Regions from separate parts of the Homo sapiens genome. Here region 2 is linked to region 1. A link is a loop called in an ENCODE intact Hi-C map of the cell type or tissue named here. Cell type or tissue: endothelial cell of umbilical vein. All regions are shown on one strand. Each heading gives the region's core, and the rest is flanking DNA. Links, peaks and the distances in the headings are about the cores only.

Region 1 (16,312 bases), core at 6,285-14,284:
TCCACAAAAAGTCCCTGTTGCCTGGCCTGTGTTTGCCAATGAAACCAGCTTGCTAACCTGGTCACAAAAAATTAGAATAGTGTTGATGTCCTAGCAAAGGCCACTATGAAAGGTAGCCAGGAGGGGGCTGCCCGAAACTGTATGTGGTGAGGACACTCCACATCGGATGGGAGGAAGGCAGCCCATCAGAGCCTCCTTTTTGGGTATATTGAGAGTAGATGGTTCACCTGGCTTGGGGCTAACCCTGAGTGATCCAGAGCCTACGTCTGTGCCCTCCAGGAGGCCTATGGAAATGTCTGTCTGGGAGGGACTGACCCTAAGTGCATCTTCCCAAGAGTTCTCAATCAAGTTCCTCAAAGACATGCTGTGTGCCTCTTCCCTGCAACCTCCTGGGGACTGACTGATGGCAGGGCTCGCCGGCACTCCTGGAAATCCACCGGCCCCAAGAACCAGGCTATCCCTGCCCCGATGGCGAGCCTGAGCTGGGTGATGGACTGATTGATTCCCTCTCTCAGTGAGTCTGTCCCCCGCACCTGGTCCTGAGAGCAGCATGGCCGTGGGATTTGGGCCCTGCTGGAGCGTTGGTCGGGGACTTTCTCCCCTTCTCCCTGGGATGGGGGTGCTGAGCAGCCCAGTGGGGCACAGGAACATTGTTTCTGGCCGAGGAGGCTCCAGGCTTGGCAGTTGGGCTGCCAGGAGGTTCTGTGAGCTGGCACTACACTTCATAACTCCCTTTTCCAGATAAACAATCTGTTGTCTTAAATTGTTTGCGGCAAAGATTATCTGATAAAGTTGTTGTGAAGATGAAATGAGGCCATAGGTGAAGATTGCTTGGCACTGGGCCTGACACACAGCTCAGCGAGGGTTTATAGCGGGGAAAGAGCAACGGGCGGGGAGCCAGGAGACCTGATATGACCTTGGACAAGGTGCCTCCCAGGCCTTGGCCTCAGTCTCTGCTACATAATGTGTCTGAGGAGATGGGGACCTTAGAGAAGGGGGATCATGGCCTCTAAGAGCGCTTCCAGCTCTGTTTCTAAGACTCCCTGAATTCCCATCTTACGCCTCCAAAGCCCAGTCTCTCTCTGCCAGACTGTACTGCCCTGTGTGGGAGACAAGATGCGAAAGTTAAAAAAAAAAAGTAAGAGGAATTAACTTAAAATTAAAGGAGAGATTTTAAAATTGAATTTTACAACTTCCTATGCCTATCAGTAGGTTGAAACACTAGGTTGGGAAACCAATAGTCCTGGAAATTTTTGTTATATATTTCACTTTTGCTGGATCAAATTTTTTTTTTTTAATTTTTATAGGTATTACCAATATGACCTTCATTGGAGGCTGCGCCAGTTTACAATCCTACCAACAGTATGGACTGCCCGTTTCTTCACACCCTTGCCAACACAATGTTATCAAACTTTTAAGTATTCAATTTAGTAAGTAAAACAACAGTATCTCAGCTGGGTGCCACAGCTCACACCTGTAATCCCAGGCCTTTGAGAGGCCAAGATGGGAGGATCGTTTGAGCCCAGGGGTTTGAGACCAGTCTGGGCAACATAGTAAGACCCTGTCTCTACAAAAAATCAAGAATAGTGAAGTGTGGTGGTGCATGCCTGTAGTCCCAGCTACTCAGGTGGCTGAGGCAGCAGGATCGCTTGAGCCTGAGAGGTCCAGTCTGCAGTGAGCTCTGATCATGCCATTGCACTCAGCCCGGGTGACAGAGTAAAACCCTGTCTCAAACAAAAACAAAAACAAAGCAGTATCTCATTGTAGTTTTAATTTACATTTCTCTTATGAATGAGGTTAAGCATCTTTTCATATTTTTCTTTTTTTTTTTTTTGAGACAGAGTCTTGCCCTTGTTACCCAGCCTGGAGCGCAATGGCGTGATCTCGGCTCACTGCAACCTCCGTCTCTCCCAGGTTCAAGCGATTCTCCTGCCTCAGCCTCCCGAGTAGCTGGAATTACAGGCGCTCAACACCACGCCCGGCTAATTTTGTATTTTTGGTAGAGATGGGGTTTCTCCATGTTGGCCAGGCTGGTCTCGAACTCCTGACCTCAGGTGATTTGCCCGCCTTGGCCTCTCAAAGTGTTGGGATTACAGGCGTGAACCACCACGCCCGGCCATCTTTTCATATTAAGAGGCATTTCCTTTTATGTTCATATCCTTTGCTCATTTTTCAATTGGATTGACCTTTTACTCATTGATTTATAACTGTTCTTTTTTTTTTTTTTTTTTTTTTTTTTAAGACGGAGTCTTGATCTTGTCACCCAGGCTGCAGTGCAATGGCACGATTTTGCCTCACTGCAACCTCTGCCTCCCGGGTTCAAGTGATTCTCCTGCCTCAGCCTCCTGAGTAGCTGGGATTACAGGTGCCCGCCACCATGCCCAGCTAATTTTTGTATTTTTAGTAGACGTGGGGTTTCACCATGTTGTCCAGGCTGGTCTCGAACTGCTGGCCTCAGGTGATCCACCTGCCTCAGCCTCCCAAAGTGCTGGGATTACAGGCGTGAGCCACCATGCCCGGCCTATAACTATTCTTTATATAATAAAGAAATTAGCCCAAAGGTTTTGCCATTTTTACATGGTTGGTTTAAAATTGCTTCCTTATGGTGTGTTTTATTTCAGGCAGAACATTTTTAAATGTATGTAGCAAAAGTTTTTAATACTTTATATTTTGGGGGAACAGTGTCTCCCTCTATGCCCAGGCTGGAGCGCAGTGGTGCCATCTTAGCTCACTGCAGCTTCAAACTTCTGGGCTTAAGCGATCCTCCTCCCTCAGCCTCCCGAGTAGCTGGGACTACAGGCATGTACCACCACGCCCGGCTAATTTTTAAAAACGTTTTGGCCGGGCATGGTAGCTCATGCCTGTAATCCCAGCACTTTGGGAGGCTGAGGTGGGTGTATCACCTGAGGTCAGGAATTTTGAGACCAGCCTGGCTAACATAGTGAAACCTGTTTCTACTAAAAATACCAAAAATTAGCTAGGCGTGGTGGCGCACGCCTATAATCTCTTGGGAGATTATATCAACTACTTGGGAGGCTAAGGCAGGAGAATTGCTTGAACCTGGGAGATGGAGGTTGCAGTAAGCCGAGATCATGCCATTGCACTCCAGCTTGGGAAACAAGAGTGAAACTCCGTCTCAAAAACAAAACAAAACAAAACAAAACAAAACTTTTTGGAGAGATGGGGGTCTCACTATGTTGCCCAGGCTGGTCTTGAACTCCTGGCCCCAAGTGATCCTCCTGCCTTGGCCTCCCAAAGTGCTGAGATTACAGGCATGAGCCACTGCACCAGCCTGATGAACATTTTTATTGTTTCCAAATGTTTGCTATTGCTCCTGTAAACGTTTATATAAGTCTTGGTGTAATTTGATGGGTTTCTCTCTAGGGTACTGTCTCAGGATGGCTTCTCTAGGAAATAGATTTGGAAGTTTACTTGCACAACACTTTCTGGGGAATGCTCTTTAGAACAACACCTGTAAGGAACTGAAGGAAGCAGGATTGGTCAGAGGATTCTCCCTAACCAGTTAAGTTAACCATTGAAGTTAAGCTGCAATGTAATTATAAGAGAAGCCTCAGCTCTGGAGCTGGGCCAGTCTTTGCAGTTGTCCCAAAACGGGCAAGAAGGCTTGGCCTTTGTACTCCCATGTTGGACACAGGCTGCCCTGAGCAGGGCGTGTGCATATCCTTGGGTGAGGCAGCTTCCTTTGGTAAGGGCAATTCACTGAGAGGAACTCAGCTTTGAATTCAGCAGCCGATACCCCCAGCAGCTGGGTCCTGAGGGGTGGGATCTGGGTGGTGCCCGGTAGCATCCACAGGCACATTTTAATAGGAAAATGCAGGGTAACAGAGTGTGTGCACCTTCAACTTGACTAGATTTTGCCAAATTGTTTTTCAAATTGATCGTACAGCACAACTTCTCCCTTCTGCAGTGTATGAGAATTTTTATTGATATTCTTTCCATATTTTCTACATCTTGATTTCCCTGTGTTATTTTCTGGAAATTTTCTTTCTTTTTTTTTTTTTTTTTAAGACGGAGTCTTGCTCGGTCACCAGGCAGGAGTACAGTGGCATGACCTTGGCTCACTGCAACCTCCGCCTCCCGGGTTCAAGCAATTCCCCTGCCTCAGCCTCCCAAGGGGCTGGGACTACAGGCGTGCACCACCACGCCTGCCTAATTTTTTGTATTTTAGTAGAAACAGGGTTTCACCATGTTGGCCAGGATGGTCTCGAACTCCTGACCTCATGAACCGCCCACCTCGGCCTCTCAAAGTGCTGGGATTACAGACGTGAGCCACCATGCCCGGCCGAAAATTTCTACAGATCCTTCTTGAGGAGCAAAAAATAATCTCTAGCTGTGTCTAATTTTTAACTCATTCAGGTTTTTTTTTTTTTCTTAGAAGTTCCAGGCATTTCTTAATTTTTTTTTTCTTAAAAAAGCAAATTGGCTGGGCGCAATGGCTCACGCCTGTAACCCTAACACTTTGGGAGGCTGAGGCGGGCAGATAACCTGAGGTCAGGAGTTCAAGACCAGCCTGACCAACATGGTGAAACCCCATCTCTACTAAAAATACAAAAATTAGCCGGGCGTGGTGGCGGCCACCTGTAATCCCAGGTACTTGGGAGGCTGAGGCAGGAGAATTGCTTGAACCTGGGAGGCAGAGTTTGTAGTGAGCCGAGATCATGCCATTGCACTCCAGCCTGGGCTACAGAGCGAGACTACATCTCAAAACAAAAAAACAAACAAAGCAAATTATTCCTTTCTTATGTTTTGATTTTTTTTTTGAGTCGAAGTCTTGCTCTGTCGCCCACGCTGGAGTGCAGTGGCTCGATCTCAGCTTACCGCAACCTCCATCTCCCAGGTTCAAGAGATTCTCCTGTGTCAGCCTCTGGAGCAGCTGGGACCACAGGCATGTGCCACTGCGTCTGGCTAATTTTTTGTGTTTTTAGTAGAGACAGGGTTTCGCCAGGCTGGCCTCAAACTTCTGATCTCAGGTGATCCACCCGCCTCACCCTCCCAAAGTGCTGGGATTACAGGTGTGAGCCACCACGCCCAACCTTGATTTCTTTTTTTTTTTTTAATGTATTTTTTATTTTATTTTTATTTTTTGAGACGGAGTCTCGCTCTGTCGCCCAGGCTGGAGTGCGGTGGTGCGATCTCGGCTCACTGCAAGCTCCGCCTCCTGGGTTCACTCTATTCTCCTGCCTCAGCCTCCCGAATAGCTGGGATTACAGGCGCCCACCACCATGCCTGGCTAATTTTTTGTATTTTTAGTGGAGATGGGGTTTCACCGTGTTAGCCAGGATGGTCTCGATCCCCTGACCTCATGATCCACCCGCCTTGGCCTCCCAAAGTGCTGGGATTACAGGCGTGAGCCACCGTGCCCGGCTATCTCTCTAATAAACTTCTAATTTCAGAATACTTTTAGGTTTATAGAATTATTGCCAAGAGAATCTTCTAAGTCTCCTAAGTTTGCTTTCTTCTTTTTTTAGTTTAAATGCTTGATTCATTTGTCCTGAGCATTATTAAAAAGAGACCAGGTGACCAACTGTTTTCCCCAAAGTTTTGATCCTGGCTGAAAAGCAGAGATCCTAAGGCTGCGGATGGAATACCGGCCATGCCTCTTCCTAGCTGTGACCACAGGCACACCCCTTAATCTCTCATTGCGCTTCCTCCTCTGTAAAATGACAGGTGATAATGTTTACCTTATAAGATTAGAGGTGATGTATGTATAATGCATGAATAGCTGCTTAATAAGGAATAGCAATTAGGGTAGTAACAACGGGGGCCAGAGTCATATGATGCTCTTTGCAGCACCAGAAGCCAGGCAAAGTGGTTGAGACAGCTTCGACTCTCTGAACTGAGTGAGAACTGGTTATTTAGTATACTGGGTTCTTCAGTGCTGGGAAGAGGACTGGCCTTTAACAACTGAGACACACACAGTCTTTGACTATTTTTTCCCCATTTGATAGTGTGGGAAAGAATAGGGAGGTGAGTAAAATAAACCAAGTGTAGAAAGTAAAAAAGGTTCCTCTTCAAAGTTTCCCTTCTTGTTAAAAAATAAATCATAAGTGTTAGAAATAATAGTTTCTTTTAAAGACTAACTTCCTTCAAGCCACCTTGTTTTGTGCTAATAACTCTTTGTTAAGCCCTATCCTGTGTAGCTGTTAGATATAAGGGAATTAGTACATTCTATGTCCTTGTACTTTAACCAGATATTTGGTTATTACTTTTCTAAGTCCTTTTGCAAGCAACTTCCTCTTTTCCTTTGTTCTCCCTTGCCTTCACCTATTTAGGAAAGTTTTAAGTTATTAGCCAGTCAGGTTTAGCTTAGATTGTGTGGTCTGGCTTCAGCCAATGGAGACAGGACACAGTAGCAGGGACAAGCTGCATAAAGGATAAAAATTGCTTCCCTCCTTTGTTCGTGTGTGCTCTCGCCATTGTTCCATCTGTGAGGAACACCCTTCCTGCAGAAAGTAAAATTGCCTTGCTGAGAAAACTTTTTGTCTAAATGCTAATTTTTCCTTATAGTTCCAAGGAACAAGCATTCTGTTTCTGAATAAACATTTTACTTATAACACCAAGTAAACCAGAGGATTCCATTATAAAAAAGGCTACCAATTTCAGAGATGCCCTGGTTCCAAGCACCCCTTTTTTTCTTCCTTCTCCTCTTTTCCTCCTGTTCCCCTGGGGCTGTCACTCTCTGGACTGAGATGAACCATATGGGACCTGACAATTCAGATTGCTCTGCCAAGATGACCAGCAAAGAAAGAAAACAAGGAGGCAAGTGCTGTAGTGACCATCCCTTAGCTGTGGGCCTCTGGGATCCCTCACACTGGGGCTGGTGCCTGTACGCTGTGCTAGTTGTTTGCCTGCAGACGCTTGGTTCAGTTCCCACCCTTCCACATGCTCCTCTATGCTGCAAGGGCTGGAAGTCTACAAACTCCATTTCCTAGACTACCATGCATTTTTTTCCCCCAATGGGAGGTAAAAGCAACAGACTGGAAGATAGGCAGAAGGAAGAATCCTTTGCTTCCCCAACCCCAAACTCTGACAGCACTTCTGGCAGAAGCAGCTGAGACCAGGCTATGAGTTATGGGGCTACAGCACTCAAGCAGTGAGGTTCCAGGGGCAGCAGTGGTGGTGGCCTCGGGCACTCTGGTGGCCCCATATGTACCATCTGCGTGAACTCAGGCACCAGCAGTCTGGTTCTACAGTCAAATCAACTGGTGACTTCAGGCTCCTGGGTCGCCGCAGTGTCAGTGTGTGTTGTAGCAACGGTGGGCCCTGAATACCATTTTCCCATTCAGCCCTGGAGGTGAGAATGGCTTCCTGCAGTTAGTCATCTCTGGATGACTCCTATTTCCCCCTATTGATCTTTCAGTACTTCCAATACTTTTGTAACAACTCCCTGCAGTACATTCCCCATTTGGAAATATTTAGCTGTAGTTTTTTCCTGACTAAACACATACTCTGTTACACACCCTGACCTGGCCTCACACTGCAAACAAACCCATGGCTGCCGGGGGCTGGGCTCGACTGGACCGCTGGGGAGATGGCACTCAGGAAAGACAGGAGAGAGCTGGGTGGCAGCAAAGGAGAGGAAAGCCGTGATCTCTTGTGGTGATGAAAAACTGGCTTTGATCTATTGAGTCCTGCATCCGCCTCCTCCAGGGGCCTTCCCCTTCCCCAGACCCCAAGTGCTCCACCAGGTGAGGCCAGGGCACCACAAGTCCTTTGTCCCCTCACACCCCAAATTCTCTCTGCAGGGCGGAAATGGCATAGTCGTCCACCTGACTGACAAGCGGTGAGCAAAGCGAGGTGGAGGCAGGGGAGGGTTTTGGAGCCCAAAGCCTCCTTTGCCCTCCAGTACTGGATGTGGAGGAGGCGTGGAGCCCTGTAAGCCCCAGGAAAAACATGCAAGTAACTGAGTCAGCTTCCAGTCAGCTCTTAAATATTTAATTCCCATTTATTTAAAGTTTCGTCAGTCTGTGTACACTATTTATATTAAAAACACAGGAAGCTGGGGCTCCTAGCAAAAATATACATTTCAATTTTGGAGATTGTTCAGACACTGAGAAGAGCTGTATCCTCAGCACCAGACCCGGGTCGGGGCAGGGACGCGGCATGTGGCCGGGGAGGGGGAGGTGGGTCCCAGCAGCTGTCCCTTCATAGCCTTGGCCTGAAAGGAAGCACCCCAACCCCCATCAGCTGGGTAGGTGGGGAGCGGGAAGAATCCTGCCAGCAGAGAGTGATCCTGGGGCATGGAAGGGAGGCTGCAGCGCCCGTAGGGGCAGGGGCTGGGCACTTCCACCCAGAGTCACACACAGAATGGCTCCTTGGGAGGGAGGACCAGGCAGGACCCAGGAAGCCTGGGCTTGAACCCCAGTTCTCCTACCTCTGTGCTCTGAGACTCCAGCCAGCCCCTTGCCCCTGCAGGCCTGGAGGGCTCTGCGCCGCTCAGACATGGCATGCCCAGCTGTGCTTTGGCCCTGCTCTGAGGTGAGCGCACCTCAACCTGGGAGCAGGGGAGGGCAGGGACCAGCGGTGTGGGACTGGTCCCACAAGGTCCCCGGACACTAGAGGCTGTGCAGGGAGACTTCTAGGTGGCCAGCTGGGCTGAGTAAAGGGGAAGGGGAGGGCAGTAGAGCTATTGGGACAAATGGACATCAGAATGAACAGGCTCAGTTTATCCCGGGAAGCTCCCACTGGGAGCAGGTGCTGGGCTGACCCACCAGGACCTGCAGGACCCCTGCCTCCCCGGAGACCTGGCCCAGCCCTGCCTGCTCACCTGCAGGCCCCTCTCTCTGGGTTCTCACCTGCCTCAGGGAGGGAAGGGAGGTGCATGGAGCCTGCAGGTAAAGTGATTTCAGTGCTTATGTGTGTGTGCTGGAGGGGCAGCTTCAGGGGGAGTGGGGCCTGAACTCCCGTGGAGCCAGCTAGAGAAAGGAGCAGGGGGATGTGAGGCCAGGCCCTGGCCCTGGATGCTGACACAATGTGGGCGGCTGCTACTGGGCAGGGGGGCAGTGGGAGTGCTGGCGGAAGGCCTGCCCCGAGCTCTCCCTGGCCTGACCCCAGGACTCAGACCCCGAGTCCTAGGGGCAGAATTGGGTGTGCTGCTTCCTCCAACCACCAATCCCCCCTCCTTCTCTTGAGACTTGCTCCTCTTCAGTGAGGTGGGGGCCCACCTGGAGGGAACCCTGCCTACTTCCAAGCTGGGAGAGTGCCGTCCAGCGGCCAGTGCAGGGGGCCATCAGCAACATTGGCCTGGCAAACCAGTGTGAAGATGGAAGGACACTGGGTGTCAGTGGGGCTGAGGTGTGCTGCTGGAGCAGGATCAGTTGGGTCAGTGGGTGGCCTCAGCATCGGAGGGGCAATGACAGTCTTGGGGAGGCATCTGGCTCTCAGCCTGGGGCCTCCTGCCCACTGTCCTTTGCAGCAGGGACCCCATGACTATAGGGGGCTGCAGTCAGTCCAGGCCATGCTTAGCCTTCCCTGGAACCCAGGCCCAGAGAGCTTAGTGTTTCTTTGGATGGCTCAAGTCTTTTGCTCTGAAGACAGGAGACAGAAGTGAGGACCTAAGCCTGCAGGTGCAATGATGGGGCAGAGGGCAGGCCCCACTCTCTTCTGCTCCTGGGGAAAAGGTGTGCAAAAGCAGAGGTCCTGTTCTATGCTGCTGGTGAAATAATACAAAACATCTCACAGAATAAGAAAGGAGGACAGACGTGGGGGGTGGAGAGAGAAAGGGAGGGCAAGGGAGAAGGGAAGAGAGAAACCTACAGAAAGGAAGAAACAGAGCAACAGGAATTAGAAAAGAAAGAGGAACTGAGAAAGAGGGAGACAACAAAGACAGGAAGAGAGCTGGCTGGAGGAAGCGGGAGAGAGGGCACAGGGAGCCAGAGGCCGTGGGTGTCATGTGTCTGAGGGCGATCGTGGGACTCTGCTGCTCCAGGCCGGGTGCTCAAGGGCTGGTCAATGGAAAAGTCATGTGGGTGGGCCCCTCCAGTGCTGGCCCCATTGGAGTCTGCAGGGAGGCCTGGGTGCCGCCGTTAGTACATGTCCTTGTAGATCTCCTGGAGCAGAGGGTGCAGCGAGGTCTCGGTTTCGGTCTTCTTGATCCGCTGCATCATCTGGGCGTGCTCGGTGACCAGTTGCCGCAGGTCAGCCATCTTCTGCAGCAGCTTGGGGAAGAGGTACTGGGCATCAGGGTGGTTGGCCTGCAGGTGGAATTCGAGGGCACGCAGGATGGTGTCCTGGATAGCCTCCACCCGTGGAACGTTCATGAGGCCTGGCCGGTCTGTGGGGACACAGGGCACGCCAGGGAGCTCAGAAAGGCAGTGGAGCTCCCCTACTTCCACCCCAAGAGGTGACTTGGCCCAGGGGACGGCAGGCCTCCTTGGCCGTGACAGACCAAGCCCTGTCCCATCAGCAATGCTCCACTGGGTGTTCTAATCTCCCTACCCCTGGTCTTAATCCACTTCTTTTGTTTTTTGCCAATTTGTCCCCACCTCCCCCCCGATTAGGCAACGTAGTATTGTGGTTAAGAGACTCAATGCTTAATTCAAATCCTGTGTCTGCCTGTGAGGCTATAGGCAGGTCATTCAGCCTCTCTGATGTGTAAAATGGAGACACAAAACATTCTTCCTGCACAGGGTTGTTGTGAGGATCAAGTGAGTCATCATCGATGAAAAGAACAGTGCCTGGCATGAAGTAAGCTCTAGACCACTGTTAGTTAGCATAGTTATTATTGTATTTATTGTGTTGGAATTTTAAAAATGCAGAAAAAATGCAGACAATTTTTCCACCCCACATTAACATGACAGCATACTGCCTGTTAGTCCTTTTCCTTTTTTTTGAGACAGGGTCTCACTCTGTCACCCAGGCTGGAGTGCAGTGGTGGGATTTTGGCTCACTGCAACCTCCACCTCTCGGGTTCAAGCGATTCTCCTGGCTCAGCCTCCCAAGTAGCTGGGATTACAGGCGCGTGCCACCACATCTGGCTAATTTTTTGTATTTTTAGTAGAGACGGGGTTTCACCATGTTGGCCAGGCTGGTTTCGAACTCCTGACCTCAAGTGATCCACCCGCCTCGGCCTGCCAAAGTGCTGGGATTACAGGTGTGAGCCACCACGTCTGGCTTAGTCTTTTTCCTGTCTCCACCTCTATCTACGTACATAATGAGATGGAGCTGATCCTGCATGCTCAGTCAGTGCCTTGCATGTTCCACTGCCAAGATCACAGGGACACTTCCCCACACTGTCAGAGCTCAGGCACAGTGCCCTGCAGTGAGGGCCAACCCCCAGGACGACTGGGTGTGCCAGGCCAGCCCACCTGCCCCACTCTCACTCACCTCCACACAGAATGATGGCCGCAATGAATAGGGCCAGGTCACTGTCATCAAGTTCCAGGGCGTTGAACTTGACAGCAAATTCAAACTTAGGCTCAATGATATCACTGAAGGGTTTGCGGAGGCTGCGCAGGAACTCACGGGTGACAAAGCCACTGCCGTTGGCTACCAGCAGCCCGTCCTTGTTGACGATAGAGGCCAGCATGGCGAAGATGGCCTCGTGCACGCCATACTTGAGAAGGGTAACCTGGTCGTTGAGGAAGAGGCTGCTGAAGCTGGGGATGCTCTTGGCGAACTCAGTGAGCTCCCGCACGGTCTCCACTGTGGTGCACTGGCAGCGGTAGAAGACGTGCACGCTGATCTCCTTGTAGGGAGGCAGGCCATTCACCAACTGCTTCCACACCAGCCCCTTCTCTGCCTGCCACAATGTCTCGATGTCGTGGATCACAAAGGGCTGAAAACCAGGCCCCGTTAGAGATCAGGCCTCGGGAGACCCCCACCCTGTGCTCCCCATGTCCCTTGCCTGCACCATGAAGTTGAGGGAGGGAGAAGGCCTGGCTCTCCCGGAGTCAGGCAGGCGGCAGTGGGACCCAGAGCCCAGGATGCTGCCAGGCCAAGCAGCAGCAACACTCACCGCCGTGTGGCTGGCTTTGCCGGTGAGGATGCTGCGGGCCTTCTTTTTGGTCATGTTGAAGTTTTTCAGGTAGGCATTGTAGATGTGCTTGGAGAAGGCCTTCAGGTCGGCCACCTGTGGGTTGTACTGGCTCCCCTCGTTTGCAGTCAGCCCTGCCACCAGCTTCCTCTTCTCAGCCTCCGGCATCCGACCAAAACGGATAGCTGCACAGGGAAGGGGGCAGTCAGCAAGGAGCCCAGGCAGGCCCCAGCACCTCTGACATCCCCATCCCTTTACAGGTGCATGGGCCAAATCCTTTTGGAGCCTAAGGCCCCCAGAAGCTCTAGAGTCAGCAAGGTAGGAATGATGGGGTGGCCCCTCCAGATCGCAAGCTCCACAAGATGTGATTTTTTTTTTTTTTTGGTGTATCTTTGCAAGAGCAGTGATTTTGTCTGTTTTGTTCACAGTGCCCAGCACACAAGGACTCTAACTTACTGAGTGACTGAGCTACGCTAGCTGGGGTAAGACAGACTTTGGTGACAAAGGCCTGGGCTTGAGTTCCAGCTCAGCAGTTTACTAGCTTTGTGACTTGGGGCAGACTCCTTCACTTTTCTTTTTCTTTTCTTTTTTTTTTTTTGAGACAGAGTCTCGCTCTGTCTCCCAGGCTGGAGTGCAGTGGCACGATCTCGGCTCACTGCAACCTCTGCCTCCCGGGTTCAAGCAATTCTCTGTCTCAGCCTCCCGAGTAGCTGGGATTATAGGCGCCCACCACCATGCCTGGCTAATTTTTGTATTTTTTTTTTAGTAGAGACAGAGTTTCACCATCTTGGCCAGGCTGGTCTTGAACTGCTGACCTCAGGTGATCCACTCGCCTTGGCCTCCCAAAGTGCTAGGATTATAGGCATGTGCCACCATGCCCAGCCTTTTTCTTTTTTTGTTTTGAGACAGGGTCTCACTCTCATCCAGGCTGGAGTACAGTGGCACAATCATGGCTCACTGCAGCCTTGACCTCCTGGGCTAAAGTGATCCTCCCGCCTCAGCCTTCTGAGTAGCTGGGACTACAGGTGCACGCCACCAAGCCTGGCTAAATTTTTTTTTTTTTTTTTTTTTTTTTTGTAGAGATGAGGTCTCACTATGTTGCTCAGGCTGGTCTTAAACTCCTGGACTCAAGCAATCCTCCTACCTTGGCCTCCCAAAGTGATGGGATTACAGGTGTGAGCCACTGCACCTGGCCACTTTTCTTTTTTAATCAGAAAAATGAGGCTAATACTTTTTAAAACTTACTGAGTTATTAGATCAATTAAATAAGAATCCTCACATAGTAAGCACTCAAAAATTGTTGTCATTAGTAATTGAGTAGGATACGAATTCGACTTCTCCTGGAGTTAGCGTAAGGAGAGGGATTCAGTCAGTTCCGAGATTTCCTAAGAAAGGAGTCAAACCCAGACCTGCCAGACCCCATTACCCAGGAGAGCCGCAAATGGAGGGCTCAGGTACTGCTACCCTCTAAGATGCAAGGCAGTTAGGGCATCCCTGGGTAAAAGCTGGCCAAGCAGCTAACCTGCCTGTAGAGATCACAAGAGGCTCTCCCCTGTCCTCTAGGGGTCTTACTCAGAGAGGTACTGAGGGGACAGGTGGGCTTTGCAATATCCTACCCTGGGGTCCGAAGACAAGGCTCTGCAGGAGGCCTGGAGCACAGGGCAGAGAAGGCTCTGTCTCCTGGGAGTGGGTGACCTCCAAGAAACTTCTGCCTGGCTCCTGGCAGTTGACAAATGTGGTTACTTACTGGTTACTGCCTGCCTTCTATAACCAAGAAGGGCCACCTGGCCTTGGCAGTAGCTTTCATGCTGTGTCAGGTCATCTGAGACAGGCTTGAGTTTCTGGGACTGGTGTTCCCCAAATTGTTCAAGCTGGTATCAATTATCAGTTCCCTTCTGGGCCAGAATGCGTAAACCTCAGGTATAGGGAGGTAAACACTACCCCACGCCTGGGACCCATGGTAGATGCTGGCAGTCTGAGGAAGTGGCAGGTCTTAGGCTCTAAGATCCAAGGTCCAGATCAGCAAAGCCAACAGCCAACAGCCATGGTGCTTACTGTGCGCCAGGCACTGCTCTACAGGTGCCCCCTCTAGGCTGCCCCAAGGGCTCCCTGGACCTTGGTTTCAGGCTGTGTGGAGCCAGCAGCCCGTGAGTTGCCCTGGTCAGCTCTCACCGTTGTGTGACATGCCCAGTGCCAGGCACTTCTGGAAGCGGCAGTACTGGCACTTGTTGCGGTTCTTCTTCTGAATCTTGCAGCTGCGCTCACACTTCTCGTACTCCAGCTTCATGCGGATCGTACGACGGAAGAAGCCCTGAAGCACCAAGAACAGGTGAGGAAAGGCCACCAGGAGGTGGGAGGGAGGCTGTGCCAAAGGGCCCGATTATGTATAAGGTGTAAACACTCCTGACATTTGGAAGTAACGAGAAGAAATTTTTTTGGAGGGGAGATGGAGAAGGAAAGTAATTCTAAAACTTTAATTAAAACTATTTTAGTTCAGGCACAGTGGCTCACGCCTGTAATCCCAGCACTTTGAGAGGCCGAGGTGGGCGGATCACCTGAGGTCAGGAGTTTGAGACCAGCCTGGCCAACATGGTGAAACCCCGTCTCTACTAAAAATACAGAAAAATTAGCTGGGTGTAGTGGCACACCCCTGTAATCCCAGCTACTCAGGAGGCTGAGGCAGGGGAATCGCTTGAACCCGGGAGGTGGAGGTTGCAGTCAGCCAAGATCGCGCCATTACACTCCAGCCTGGACAACAAGAGTGAAACTCCATCTCAAAACAAAACAAAACAAAATAAAACAAAACAAAACAAAAAAAAAACACAACTATTTTAAATGTCTAAAGAAGTCCTAAAGCTTCTTTGTTGGGGCTGGACACAGTGGCTCACGCCTGTAATCCCAGCACTTTGGGAGGCCGAGGTGGGTGGATCACCTGAGGTCAGGAGTTCAAGACCAGCCTAGCCAACATGGTGAAACCCCGTCCCTATTAAAACTACAAAAATTGGGTCAGGCACAGTGGTTCACACCTGTAATCCTAGCACTTTGGGAGGCCAAGGCAGGTGGATCACCTGAGGTCAGGAGTTCGAGACCAGCCTGGCCAATGTGGTGAAACCCCATCTCTACTAAAAATACAAAAATTAGCCAGGCATGGTGGCATGTACCTGTAATCCCAGCTACTCTGGAGGCTCAGGCAGGAGAATCTCCTGAACCCGGGAGGTGGAGGTTGCAGTTAACTGAGATCACGCCACTGCACTCCAGCCTGGGCGACAGATCGAGATTCCATCTCAAAAAAAAAAAAAAAAAAAAAAAAAGCTTCTTTGTTAGTTTGGTAACATAAGATTGTCTCACGGCTAACTTGATTTCTTCATAAATGTATCTGGTTCTGTGTATTTGTGAGGTGGTGATTCAATAAAATAATCTGTGAGATTTTGATGGGTGTGAAGTTAGGAAGGACCCACAAATATCACTGGAAAAACAAATGTCTGTCCTTTTTTCTCAGAGCCCGCTTTGAGCCTTGAGAAACAAGAAACCCAGACCTCAGGTAAGACGATGGCTCAGCCCAAGACCCTCATTCTGCCCTAGCTGCCTGGTCCCCAGGGGGACACAATCACCCACAGAGCTGGGTCAACACAGGTGCCCAGCAGGGTAGGCTTGACAAGGGAACCCCCTCTTCTCCTGCAGTGCCCAGAGCTGAGGTCTGGAGCACAAGGGCCTGGCTGCCTCCTGGGCAGGAATTCTGCAATAGGTACAGTCAGGGCCCCACCCCAAGGCAAGGAAAGCTTTGTGGAGGGTCAATTCACCATGTGACCACAGCCTCAGTGGCCAGCCACCGCTCCCCCCAGTCCGTACCTTGCACCCCTCACATGCATGAACACCGTAGTGGAAGCCCGATGCCTTGTCCCCGCACACCCGGCACTCCATGTTGAGGCTGCCGCATGAGGCCCCGTCACAGCCCATCTGCAGTTGGTCCAGCAGTGAGGGTGGCGAGGAGCTCCGGGAGAGGTCTGCGGACACACGATGGAGGGGCAGCTCCACATGCTGCCAGGCCTGGAAGCCAGGGCGTGGGAACAGCCCCACAGCCCTCGCCTCAGCCACTTAACAGCTGTGTGGCCTCAGGGAGTCAACCTTTCTGAGGACCAGTTTCTTCACCTAGAACAGGGGGTACTGACAGCTTCTCTGGGAGGATGGGCAAAAAGTCTCCACAGCATTTCTCCCAGAGCCTAACATACAGAAGATGTCCAGTACACAGCAGCTATTACCATCAGGGCTGGGTCAGAGGCTTCCTGGGCTGAACTCACCATGGGGTAGCAGTGGGGA
Region 2 (12,063 bases), core at 1-8,000, 56 kb after region 1:
TTGGAGGCAGGAAACCCTGTGTCTGTGCAGCCATAGGAGAAACAGATTCACCAGCAGCAGAGGTCAGGAGCCAGAGGTTCACTACTGCCAGGTGGACCACTTTCACTGGCTGAATCCCAAGGTTCAATTCAAGTAATCAGTTACCCAGTGCCCAATCTTGACCTCAAGAAACATACAGTAGGCCAGGCGTGGTGGCTCACACTGCAATCCCAGTACTTTGGTAGGCTGAGATGGGTGGACTGCTTGAGCCCAGAAGTTCAAGACCAGCCTGAGCAACATGGTGAAATCCCATTTCTACAAAAAATACAAAAAAAATTAGCCAGGTGTGGTGGCACATGCCAGCAGTCCCAGCATCTTGGGAAGCTGAGGTGTGAGGATTGCTTGAGTTGGGGAGGTCAGGGCTGCTGTGAGCTGAGATTGCACCACTGCACTCCAGCCTGGATGACACAAGGAGACTTTGTCTCAAAAAAAAAAAAGAAAGAAAGAAACAAAGAAAGAAAGAAATGTACCGTAGAGTGAAGAACAGTCATAGTATAAGACAGACTATGGCAAACCCCACAAGAGACGTACCAACAGCTATGGAGTTCAAAGAACAGAAAGCTCCTCTGTGCAGTTTAGGGGTACAATCATGTTACAGAGGAGGCAACATTGGAAATGTTTTTTTCTCCATGTCCCCTTGTTACATAATTACAGGGGTACATTGATCCATGCAGCTGCGTGTCCAGTGGCTTGTGGCATCAAGGCACTTAACACTCTCCACAGCAGAAGCTGGTCTCTATAATAGCGATACCTAATAATTATTGTTTACAAAGAGTCAGGCATGTGTTCAATGTTTTATGGGCATTCTTTCATTTAATCATCCCGATTACTCTATAAGACATTGCTATGGTTTGAATGTTGTGAACCCTCCAAAATTCATGTTGAAACTTAATCCCCAATACAACGGTATTAAGAGGTGTGGCCTTTGGAGGTGTTTAGGTCATGAAGGCTCTGCCCTCAGGAACGGATTAGTGCTCTTATAAAAGGGCTCCAGGGAACTAGCTGGGCCACTTTCACCCTTCTGCCATGTAAGGACACAGCATTCATCCCCTCTGGAGGACACAGCAACAAGGTGCCATCTTGGAAGTGGACAGCAGCCTTCACCAGACATCAAGTCTGCCAATGCCTTGATCTTGAACTTCCCAGCCTCCAGAACTGTGAGAAATCAGTTTCTTTTGTTTATAAATTACCCATCTCAGGAATTTTGTTATAGCAGCACAGACTAAGACAGGTATGAACCATTGTTATTCCCAATTTACAGATGAGAAAACTGAGACCCAGAGATGCAAAGAAAAGTTTCCCAAGGTCACTGAGATAGGGTCATAGAGCCTGAATCTGAACCCAGGTCTAACTCCAGAGCACATGCTCTTACCCACTTTGTCATCTATCTCATATAGGCATAATTCCACATGCCCTCCTAGACCTGTAGCTCTGTAATCCATTGTCTTAGCCCTCACCATGCCCAGCTCCAGGACAAACTGTGGAGAGACAAAGACAACTGTGGCAGAATGACATACAAGTAGGCTGGATTTAAGTCACAGCTCTTACACTCATCCAAGCTTGGGATCCTCCAAGTATAGGTTGAGCGATTTGGCTAGCCACAGCATCTCTCTGGTTATAAAGCTCAGAGTGGGCTGGACGTGGTGGCTCACACCTGTAATCCCAGCACTTTGGGAAGCCAAGGTGGGCAGATCACCTGAGGTCAGGAGTTCAAGACTAACCTGGCCAACATGGTGAAACCCCGTCTCTACTAAAAAATACAAAAACTTGCCGGGCATGGTGGCGGGAGCCTGTAAACCCAGCTACTCGGGAGGCTGAAGCAGGAGAATGGCTTGAACCTGGGAGGTGGAGGTTGCAGTGAACCGAGATCATGCCACTCCACTCCAGCCTAGGCAACAGAGCGAGACTCCGTCTCAAAAAATAAAAATAAATAAAAATAAAGCTCAGAGTGTCAGGCACAGTGCTAGACACTATGCAATCTAATTCTCACAACAATCCATTAGCTCCATTTTCCAGAAGAGGAAACTGAAGCCCAGAAAGGTTACAATCTGTCAAAGGCCCTTGGCTAATAAATGACAGAACCAGGATTCAAACCCAGACCCACCTTAGAAACCACACTTGTAGCTGCTGTGCACACAACCTAGCAAGTCTGACCTAGGAGTTAGTGGAAAGGGCAGGCAGTGAACTTTGCCTTTGGACTAGGGGAGCTCAAACAGAGTAATAAATATGTAATCACTGTGTGGACTAGAAGTACAGTCACTATTTCAAGCCAGAGACCAACAAGGCCAGGCCCAGAGAGGAGGTCAATGAGCACAGGTTCATGTACGTCTGCAGCATAGGAAAGAATCTCTGCAATGAGTTTTTTTCCAAACAAGGTGGTCATGTTCACAGGTTCTAGGGGTTAGGACTTGGACATATCTTTTGGAGGGGCAACCATCCAACTCACTACAGGCAGGAAAATCAGTGGGGAGAAACACTCAAAAGAACGGGAGGAACGACCTGTGCATGGCAGAGGAATGAGGTTTAAAGCTGTCAGTAAGGCTCCGGGAAACTGAGAGAATGACGGATTATTAACAGAAAGGGGATATGCAAAGAGCAGAGACAAAGATGGACTCTGCTTTTAAGGCTGCACACTCCAGCAGGCAGGTGGACACAGGGACCTGGTTTTCAGGAGAAAAGAACTTTAGTATTTGGTAGCTATAAGAGCAGATGGTCACAGCCACAGGAAGGGACAAGCGCGTGGAGGGAGAGGAGAGAGGGCAGAAGCCTGAAGAATGTTGACACTCAGGCAGCGGAAAGAGGAAGAGGAACCAGGGCAGCAAAGGCGCAGTCAGAGAGGAAGGGAAACAGAGGCCATGGGAGAACAGACATTTACCCTCCTAGGGGGCAGGGTCCAGTCTCTTTCTTCTGCATCATTCCCGAGTCTAACAAGGTACTAGGCATAGAGTAGGCACTTGGCAACCGCTGAAGTAATAATAAAAAGCAATTATGTGAGAGAGACCAACATGTGAGTGATTTCTAAGATGCAAAGAAAAGAAGGTAAAGGCATCTGTAATGCTTGAGAGCTTGGCCAAGTTACATGAGGCAGCATCTTCTGAGAGGGTGTGGGGTGAGTAGGGGAAGGCCTGGAAGAAACCCCAAGGGAAATGTGATGGGAAAACCACGAGAAGAAGAAAAGAATGAGCAGCCAGCTGCTGGAGAAGGTGAATTCTGGGGCCTTAACTGCCCCACCATGGGGCTCGTGTGAGCTCCCTGCTACACACAAGAGCTGCCTTGCCATCTAGCCGCTCTTTTTTTTTCCAATCCCAACCATCCATTCCACATATTTATCTAAAAAGCAGTTACCACAACTCATCTTGGGGAGAAGAACTGCTGTGAAACCCATGAGCGAGAGGCTGCTGCTGTGACCTGGGAAGACCTGCCCTGCATCCCTGGCAAGTTCTCTGGGGTGACTCTTCACCATGGGCGGGTAGCAGGCTTTTCCAGACAGGAAGTGTGTGGAGAGGAGCAGGGACTGTGGCCAGTGGGTGACTCATGAAGCGTTTACCAGCCATGTGGGTGCCCACCACCCTCAGATGGGGGCAGACTGGGCCAGTTGCATCAGACTTCCTGGAAGCATTTCTTCATTTCTATTTTTGAAGACACTGAACTTCCAGAGTGACATCTCTCCTGACGACTTCAAAAGGCACTCCAATCAGCAGCCATAACCAGTATCTTCTTACACATACTTTATCCACCCAACTCTACTCACTCCCCAACATGCCTGCACACAATAGAGGAAGTGGCCAGACAACACGATGCAGCCTTTCTAAGGGCAACAGGAAACGATACAATACCACGGAGCCACAATGAGGACCCGGGCAGCTAGAGCTCCCACACACCACCATCTTTCCCAACAGCCAGACCCTTCCTGGCCCACAGACAGGGTCAGGACACAGACAGCATCAATTCCCAAACTAACTGGTTGACAGGTCAGAGAATATCATCATTCAAAAGATCACAGGACTTCCTGTACAAATTAACCCAGATTCAAAGGAACAGGGAGTCAGGTACCCTTATACTGCAGTGAGAGGGTAAATTAGTACAACTTTCTAGAATTTGGCAATATGGCAACATTTATTAATATCCTTACATTTTGATTCATTCAAAATTTGCACATATACACACATACACATCCTTTAAAAACTGAATACCTACCAAGTGCCAGGAACTATGCCAAGTAGTAGGGGAGACAGAGAAGGTGACTGTTCTCAAAGAGCTTTTGTTCTAGTCACAGATTCGGACAATTAACCAATAAATCAACAAAATAATTTCTGAGTGCAGAGAGCACTGGCTATAAGAGCAAAAGATGAGAAATAACCTAAACGTCTGTTGGCAGGACTGATTAAATAAGATTAGATATTCTCATAAGAATGAATACCGCTCTGCTATTAAAAGTGCATTCTTGAAAACTATATTCAAATTGCTAGGATATAAATGTTTAAAGCAGGTTTCAAAACAGTACCATGATTATGTCCAGTGACAGAAGCCAATCACAAAAGATCACATATTGTATGATCCCATTTATATGAAATGTCCAGAACAGGTAAATCTGTACGTAGAGAAAGCAGATGAGTGGTAGTCTTGGGCTGGAGTAAGGGCGGGATGGGGCATCGAGGCGGGAATGCACGCTAATGGATTATAAGATGTCTTTTTGGGACTAAGAAAATGTTCTAAAACTAGATTGTGGTGATGGTTGTACAACTCTGTAAATACTAAAAACCATCAAATTGCACACTGTCAACAGGTGGACTTTATGACTTACATCTCAACAAAACTGCTAAAAAGTAACATTCAATATGACTTCAATATGGTTTTCAAAAAGAGGGGGTGTGAAGGGTCATGAGGGGAAGGATGAATAGCCATTCAAAACATTAACCGTGGAAATTCTCTGAGAGGAAAGTTCTAGGTAATTTTATGGTCTTCCTTATATTTATCTTTATTTTCCAAATATTCTAAAATATAGAAGTTTATTTAACTGGCAAACCAAATTATCCAGGGTTTTAAAATCTACTTTTCCAAGTGTACCTTAAGTATGTCCAAGGCACAAGACTAGAAAGGTCCAACTGCTGTGCTAACCTAGGTATCTCTAGGGTTGTCATATTCTTCACACCAAAGATACCAACCAGACAGCCAAGCAAAGGAATTTCATATTTCAAATAAATCAGACCAAGTAGCTCCTGGTTAGGGAGTGTCTGCTGACTGCTGGAAGAGCTTGCTACTCTCTGCAAACACTTTCAAAGAAAAACACCCAGAGGCCACCATAAAGCTCAGATACTATCAAAGCATGCAAAACAACATCAAAGATTTGAGCAGATTCAAATAGAAACTTCCTGGACACTTTCAGGAGTCACTTCCTGGTTGTGAAGTGTGAGGCCCTCTGGACAAATCATTCTCTCCCATGTGGCCTCCTCTGATCAGTGACTTCAAAGGCATCTTTCTGAAATGACTGGGCTGAGGGAGGGTGCCAGCCTCTGGAAGTCATTGGTTTCCCAACCAGGCTGTACTCCCAAATCAATGGGGAGCTTTAAAGGCAGGTTCCTGGACGCCATCCCTGGGAATTCTAATTCAATAGGCATGAGGAAGGCCCAGGAATCTACATTTTCCCCAAAACTCCCTGGTGAATATGCCAGTTGAGTCAAGTATGGGACTCACTGGGCTGGATACCATCTGGGATAACTCAAAATAGGGCTAGCCTCCACATCTGGCTACAATGCAGCAGGAATCCCACCCAGTGAGCACTGTGCATCAAAAGGCCACTAAGCGCAGAAAGGGAAACTCCACAGGGAAATTCCATGCATGTCTGGCTATCACTGCTGAAGCTTGGGGGAAGCTAGCAAATCCCTAGAGCAAACCTATTTTGGAAGGTTCCCTAAGACACAGTGATCTTGGATGCTCATCTGTGAAAAGGGGGATGACTAGTACAACTTCCACTGTGGGAGACCACAAGAAAAATCAGCCCTCTCCAACCACACAAAAGAGCCAGCAAGCTTTGCAACTCCCAAGGAACCAGAAGCAGAAAGGGATGCAGTATGGCATGACAGACTGTGAGTCTGAGTCACACAGATCTGGGTTCAAATCCAGGTATCCACTACCGGCTGTCTGTGGATTAAATATGGCTACAAACCTTTTGCCACTCTTTCCATCAAGAGGTGGCGTCTAGTTCCCAACCTGGAATCTGGGCTGGCCCAGTGACAGCTCTGACCAATAGAACATGATTGAGGTGATGTTCTGGGACGTGAGCCCAGGCCTCAACACGACTGGCTTCCACTGTCTTGGCCCCCAGATGCCATGCTGCAAGAAGTTCAGGATAGACTCTTGAAGGATTAGAGGCCATGCAAAGAGAAGCTGCCTTGGACATTACAGTGCAGCTAAACACAGACAAATGGGCAAGCTTGGCCGACATCATGTGGGGCAGAACCAAGCATCTGGACCCAATTCACACAATCAAGAGAAAGGATAAATGGTGGTTGTTTTAAACTACTGAGTTTCACAGGTGATTTGTTACACAGCAGTAGGTAACTGAAACACTGTTTCTCCTTGAGCAAATGGATTTTTCTGAGCCTTAGTTTCCTCATCAATCAGATAGGGAATGATGATAACCTGAATAGGGTTGTGTGAGTTTCAACAGAAGTGAACGGGCTGTGAAAGTCTGAAGCGCAGGCCAGTGCCAGTTACCATCACTATCTGCGCAAACCCAATGTTCAAACCACCACCACACCACCATATCCTTTTTCCACATTTAGAGTCTTTTTGGGCCAAGGGTACCTCTTCATACACAAAGCACAGGAACTATTTATACTCGCCCTATAATTGGGAAGGACCCTGCCAACAAATGCCCCATGTTCCCAAATCACTCACCTTCTCCCATCACATCAGTGTTCCCTCCGGCCTCTCTTCTTCCTGTTACAGTGTTATCTTTGCCCCAGCCATCCAGGTTCAAAGAATCAACCTCTTACACTCCTCCATTTCCTTTTAGCATCCAGGGAACGGACAAAACCTCACCTCCCCAGTCACCCCCACCTTTCCACTTCCAGTGCCATCAAGGCACGGTCATCAAAGCCAGGCAGGTCTGAGTGCTGCTCTGCAACTTACTACCTTTATGACCATACGCAAGTCATAAGTCTGGCCATACGCAAGACCATATGCATATTAATCAGTAATACCTTCTTTTTGTGGTCATTTCGAAGAAAGAATATGCAGCTAAAGTATTTAATACAGAGGCCGGATGCAGCGGCTCACGCCCATAATCCCAGCACTTTGGGAGGCCAAAGTGGGTGGATTACTTGAGGCCAGGAGTTCAAGACCAGCCTGGCCAACACCGTGAAACCCCATTTCTACTAAAAATAGAAAAATTAGCCAGGCATGGTGGTACACGCCTGTAGTCACAGCCACTAAGGAGGCTGAGGCACTAGAATTGCTTGAACCCGGGAGGCAGAGGTTGCAGTGAGCCGAGATCATGCCACTGCACTCCAGCCTGGGTGACAGAGTGAGATTGTCTTAAAAAAAAAAAAAAGTATTTAGTACTACAGGCCAGGAATTTCTCACCTGTACTACTATAGCCATCTCCTAATCTAGGCCTCTGCCTGTGTATCTCTCTCCATTTTGACCCCTCTAGCATAAATGCTATCAGATTAATTGTCCTGTATAGCAACTATCACATTATTCTCCTGCTCAAAGACCTTCCATGGCTCACACTGTTCTCAGATCAATCTCTGACAACCTCTCAGCTAAGTATGTAAGATTGTCCACAATCATGGCTCCATCTGTTGCCTTGGCCAATCCTATCCTTACTGCAACTTGCTATTAGAGTCAGCCTTCTAAAATGGCTGGCAACAATCCTCACCTTCTGGTATTCACATATTTGTGTAAATCTCTCCTAACCCATAGAAACTGCGAGATAGTGTTTTAAGCTACTAAGTTTTGGGGTAATTTGTTATGCAGGAATAGATAACTAATACTCTTCATTTCCCCTGTCACACCTGAGCTGTTGTTCTTTTCTTCAGTCATATTTGCCCTTCCTACAACATCTCAGCCTGCTGAAATTCTGCCAGGCCTGCAAGGCCCACTCAGATACCAGCGCTCACTCACCCTGAGCCTTTCTTAACTATCCTCTGGAAGCCTTCCCTAGTTCCCCAGTGTCTATCTCCATTACTGCACCTATCACACAGAAGCATTGTCAATCTGTTTATCTGTGTGTAAAATGACAAGGTTATTCATTGCCAAAAAAGACTAGAAGTCACCTGCACATTCATCAATGAATAAGAGAATGGCACATCCAGGCCGTGCATGGTGACTCACGCCTGTAATCCTAGCACTTTGGGAGGCCGAGATGAGCAAATCATTTGAGATCAGGAGTTCAGGACCAGCCTGGCCAACAAAGTGAAACCCTGTCTCTACTAAAAATACAAAAATCAGCTGGGCATGATGGCACATGCCTGTAATCCCAGCTACTCAGGAGGCTGAGGCGGGAGAATCGCTTGACCCAGGAGGCAGAGGTTGCAGTAAGCCGAGATCATGCCACTGCACTCCAGCCTGGGTGACAGAGCAAAAATCTGTCTAAAAAAAAAAAAGAAGAGACTGGCACATCCATACAATGGATGAGCCAACTGTTAAAAAAAAAAGAATGAGGGGCTGGGCGTGGTGGCTCACACCTGTAATCCCAGGACTTTGGGAGGCCGAGGCGGGCGGATCATGAGGTCAGGAGATCGAGACCTTCCTGGCTAACACGGTGAAACCCTGTCTCTACTAAAAATACACACACACACAAAAATTAGCTGGGTGTGGTGGCAAGCACCTGTATTCCCAGCTACTCGGGAGGCTGAGGCAGGAGAATGGTGTGAACCAGGAGGTGGAGCTTGCAGTGAGCTGAGATCGCGCCACTGCACTCCAGCCTGGGTGACAGAGCGAGACTCCATCTCAAAAAAAAAAAAAAAAAAAAGAATAAGGAAGCTCTACATGTCTGGTATGCAAAGATGGCCAAGATATAATAAGTGAAGCAAGGTGCAGACCAGTGAGTATAGCAGACAGGTATCAGGTATCTGCCTAACGAGTAACACTTGGGGCCGGGCGCGGTGGCTCACGCCTGTAATCCCACCACTTTGGGAGGCCGAGGCGGGTGGATCACAAGGTCAGGAGATCGAGACCATCCTGGCTAACACAGTGAAACCCCGTCTCTACTAAAAATACAAAAAATTAGCTGGGCATGGTGGCATGCGCCTGTAGTCCCAGCTACTCGGGAGGCTGAGGCAGAAGAATCACTTGAACCCAGGAGGTGGAGGTTGCAGTGAGGCGAAATCGCGCCACTGCACTCCAGACAGAGTGAGACCCCGTCTCAAAAAAAAAAACAAACAAAAAACAAAGAGTAACACTTGGGAGGCCAAGGCGGGGAGATTGCCTGAGGTCAGGAGTTTGAGACCAGTCTGGCCAACACGGTGAAACCTCGTCTCTACTAAAAATACAAAAAAAAAATTAGCCAGGCGTGGTGGCATGCACCTGTAATCCCAGCTACTCAGGTGGCTGAGGCAGGGAAATTGCTTGAACCAGGGAGGTTCAGGTTGCAGTGAGCCAAGATCGTGCCACTGCACTCCAGCCTGGGCAACAGAGCAAGATGCCGTCTCAAAAAAAAAAAAAAAAAAAAGTTAAACATGGAATACTATATGACCCAGCAATTTCACTAAGTATATTCCCAAGAGAACCTAAAGCATATGTCCACACAAAAGCTTGTACATGAATGTTCACAGCAGTCAAAAAATGGAAACAACCCAAATGTCCACCAATTTACCAATAAATAAAATGGAATATATACACACAATGGAATACTCAGCCACAAAAAGGAATACAGTACTATTATATGCTACAACATGGATGAACCTCGAAAACATGCTAAGTGAAATTGTTCAGACACAAAAGGCTACATATTATATAATTCCATTCATATGAAATGTCCAGGATAGGGAAAGCCATAGAGAAGGGAAGTAGATTAGCAGCCAAGGGATGGAGTAACTGCTGACAGGTAAAGGGTTTTTTAGGTGATAGAAGTGTCCTGGAATTAGTGGTTAATAGAACACAGTTAATATAATATATAAACAACACAGCTAAAATAATATATAAAACCGTTAATATAATATATAAATATATTAATTTAATATAATATATAAAACACAGTTAATATACAAAAACCATCAAAGTACACACTTTAAAGTGGTGAATTTGGTTATGTGAACTATATCTTAATTTTATGCTATAAAAATATGTAGAATATAAAATAAAATAAACTGCTCACATTCTGCCTGTGGCTCAGGCATCAGTCACCCTGTCCATGCCCTCCAGCCCCAAAAGGCTGCCTGTCTCCCCCATTTTTGTGTCCCCTGGCACTTTCTAGCTGCTCACTCGCCCTTCATCTCCCCCGTGACTTCCCACTTTCTGACTCTTGGGCAAGGCCTGGCCCCCGCCTCACTGGATCCACCCTTTCCTGGTGGGTCCACACCACCTACTCAGACCTACTGGAGAGCGTCTGGAGGCTGAGGCACCAGCCCCAGAAGTCACCCCAGATGAGCCGTCCAATGGCCAGGGCTGTAGTTACAAGCGTGTGTCAGCTGAGGGATACAGTTTCACATGGGAACTTAATTATAGCTTGGGAGTGGTGAAGGGAGAGGCGGTGGCGCAGGCTTTGAGGGGACGTACAGGAAGCCAGTGGGTCTCACCAGGCCTGGGATCACAGCAGAACAGATATGATCCAGGCAGGCCCACAGGAACGCACAGCCTATGGAAATCAGCCTGCTTTTAAGCATGAATTCCTAGCCCAACCTGTGTGCAGGCCAAAGTGGCCCAGAAAAGACCTGAGAAGCCACTGACCCTCAGTGCTCAGAAAGGCCTTCTCCTTGCCTACTGCCAGAGACCCCATTTTATTCTGTAAGAAGTGACAGGAAGGCATAGCTTGTTCCCCACAAAATACCCCATCTTCAATTTTCTCCCTTGCTTTGAGATGCGTTTCTGGAACGGAATCTGAGTTACTGATGCATGGAACATCTTCCTCTATGCTCGGATCCCTGCCTACTGCCCAGGGAGATGCCAAGAAGCTGTGCAGCTGCTGCCACACAGGTGTCAGTAGAGCACAGTAGCCAGATATACCAGATGTGTCAAACTACTGGGGCTGGGCACTGCCAGGTGAGGGAAGCAGATCAGGCAGAAAAAGAGAGAATCTCTGGAAAGATCATGGAAAGAGTGGGGCCAGGGTGGAGGAGCAGGTGCCACTGAGACACATTTTCTTCTCCCCTATGTCTGGCCCCTATCTGGGCCCCTTATTCTCCAGGCGTCTTCCTGGCCAGCTTGCTTGCTGTTTCAGAGAGGTCCCTGCAGTCACCTGCTGCCTACCCCGCCCCAACCCATCACCCACGCAGCTTCTTCTCACTGACTCAAGACAGCACCAGGGACCCAGGCCCTCCTCTCAGTTGCTCTTCCCAAGACCCCCACCCCCAGCCCTGGCATTACCCTTCCTATATACTGTCTGTGCATCTTTTTTTCTAAACTCCTGAGAGATTCATCCCTAAAAGCCATAGAAAGAAACCTTCAGACTGGAGGTGGTATCCTTTTCTGGATTTGTATGGAAGGAAAAAAAAAAAAGGCAGGAGTGGTGAGTAGGCAGAGCAGATGGGGCGCTGGACAGGGACAGGGAGAGACACAGATGGGGAGAGGCAGAGTAAGACTTCATGCACCTCTCTACCCTCTGCAAGTCTGGCAATAACATCAAGGAACAACCAGACAGTTCTTCCCAAGTGCCTCCCTCCAGGCCAAATGCCTTTCCCACAAATGGGAGAGGAGGTCGGAGGACAAGCAGACACCACAAAACCACCTGAAAAATGGGAAAGGCAAGTCACAAAACTAAATGTTAAACAGCATCCCATTTCGAAAGACAGAAAAAATAACTAGGTATACACAATTTGAAAAGAACCTAGGTAAGAAAAAAAAATCATATATCAAAGC

Evidence for each region. A loop is a pair of places that touch in the nucleus more often than their neighbours do. Peaks named below come from ENCODE experiments on the same cell type or tissue, not always from the same donor. Only the 100,000 strongest peaks of a DNase experiment are listed, where the experiment ranks them.
Region 2: a loop joins it to region 1, with 5 times the contacts of the local background. A loop is called at or near these places in 9 of 110 quality-filtered maps.

What each region holds. Positions count from the first base shown.
Region 1 is chr6:35,419,814-35,436,125 of GRCh38, reverse strand. PPARD (peroxisome proliferator activated receptor delta) reads right to left here. Exons shown (of 8, transcript NM_006238.5): 4 at 15,845-15,999; 5 at 14,168-14,306; 6 at 11,978-12,180; 7 at 11,347-11,797; 8 at 7,948-10,294. The coding sequence ends at 10,047. Among named protein-coding and RNA genes, the nearest start is that of FANCE, 24 kb to the left of the region's middle. In endothelial cell of umbilical vein, for the core only: no CTCF peak of the experiment used is centred there; DNase peaks (open chromatin) are centred at 7,395, 7,975, 9,775 and 10,665; H3K27ac peaks cover 4,918 bases.
Region 2 is chr6:35,362,087-35,374,149 of GRCh38, reverse strand. All of the region lies in intron 2 of PPARD (peroxisome proliferator activated receptor delta), which reads right to left. Among named protein-coding and RNA genes, the nearest start is that of PPARD, 26 kb to the right of the region's middle. RefSeq lists enhancers at 2,832-3,091, 3,431-3,510, 3,541-3,790. In endothelial cell of umbilical vein, for the core only: no CTCF peak of the experiment used is centred there; a DNase peak (open chromatin) is centred at 3,569; H3K27ac peaks cover 1,903 bases.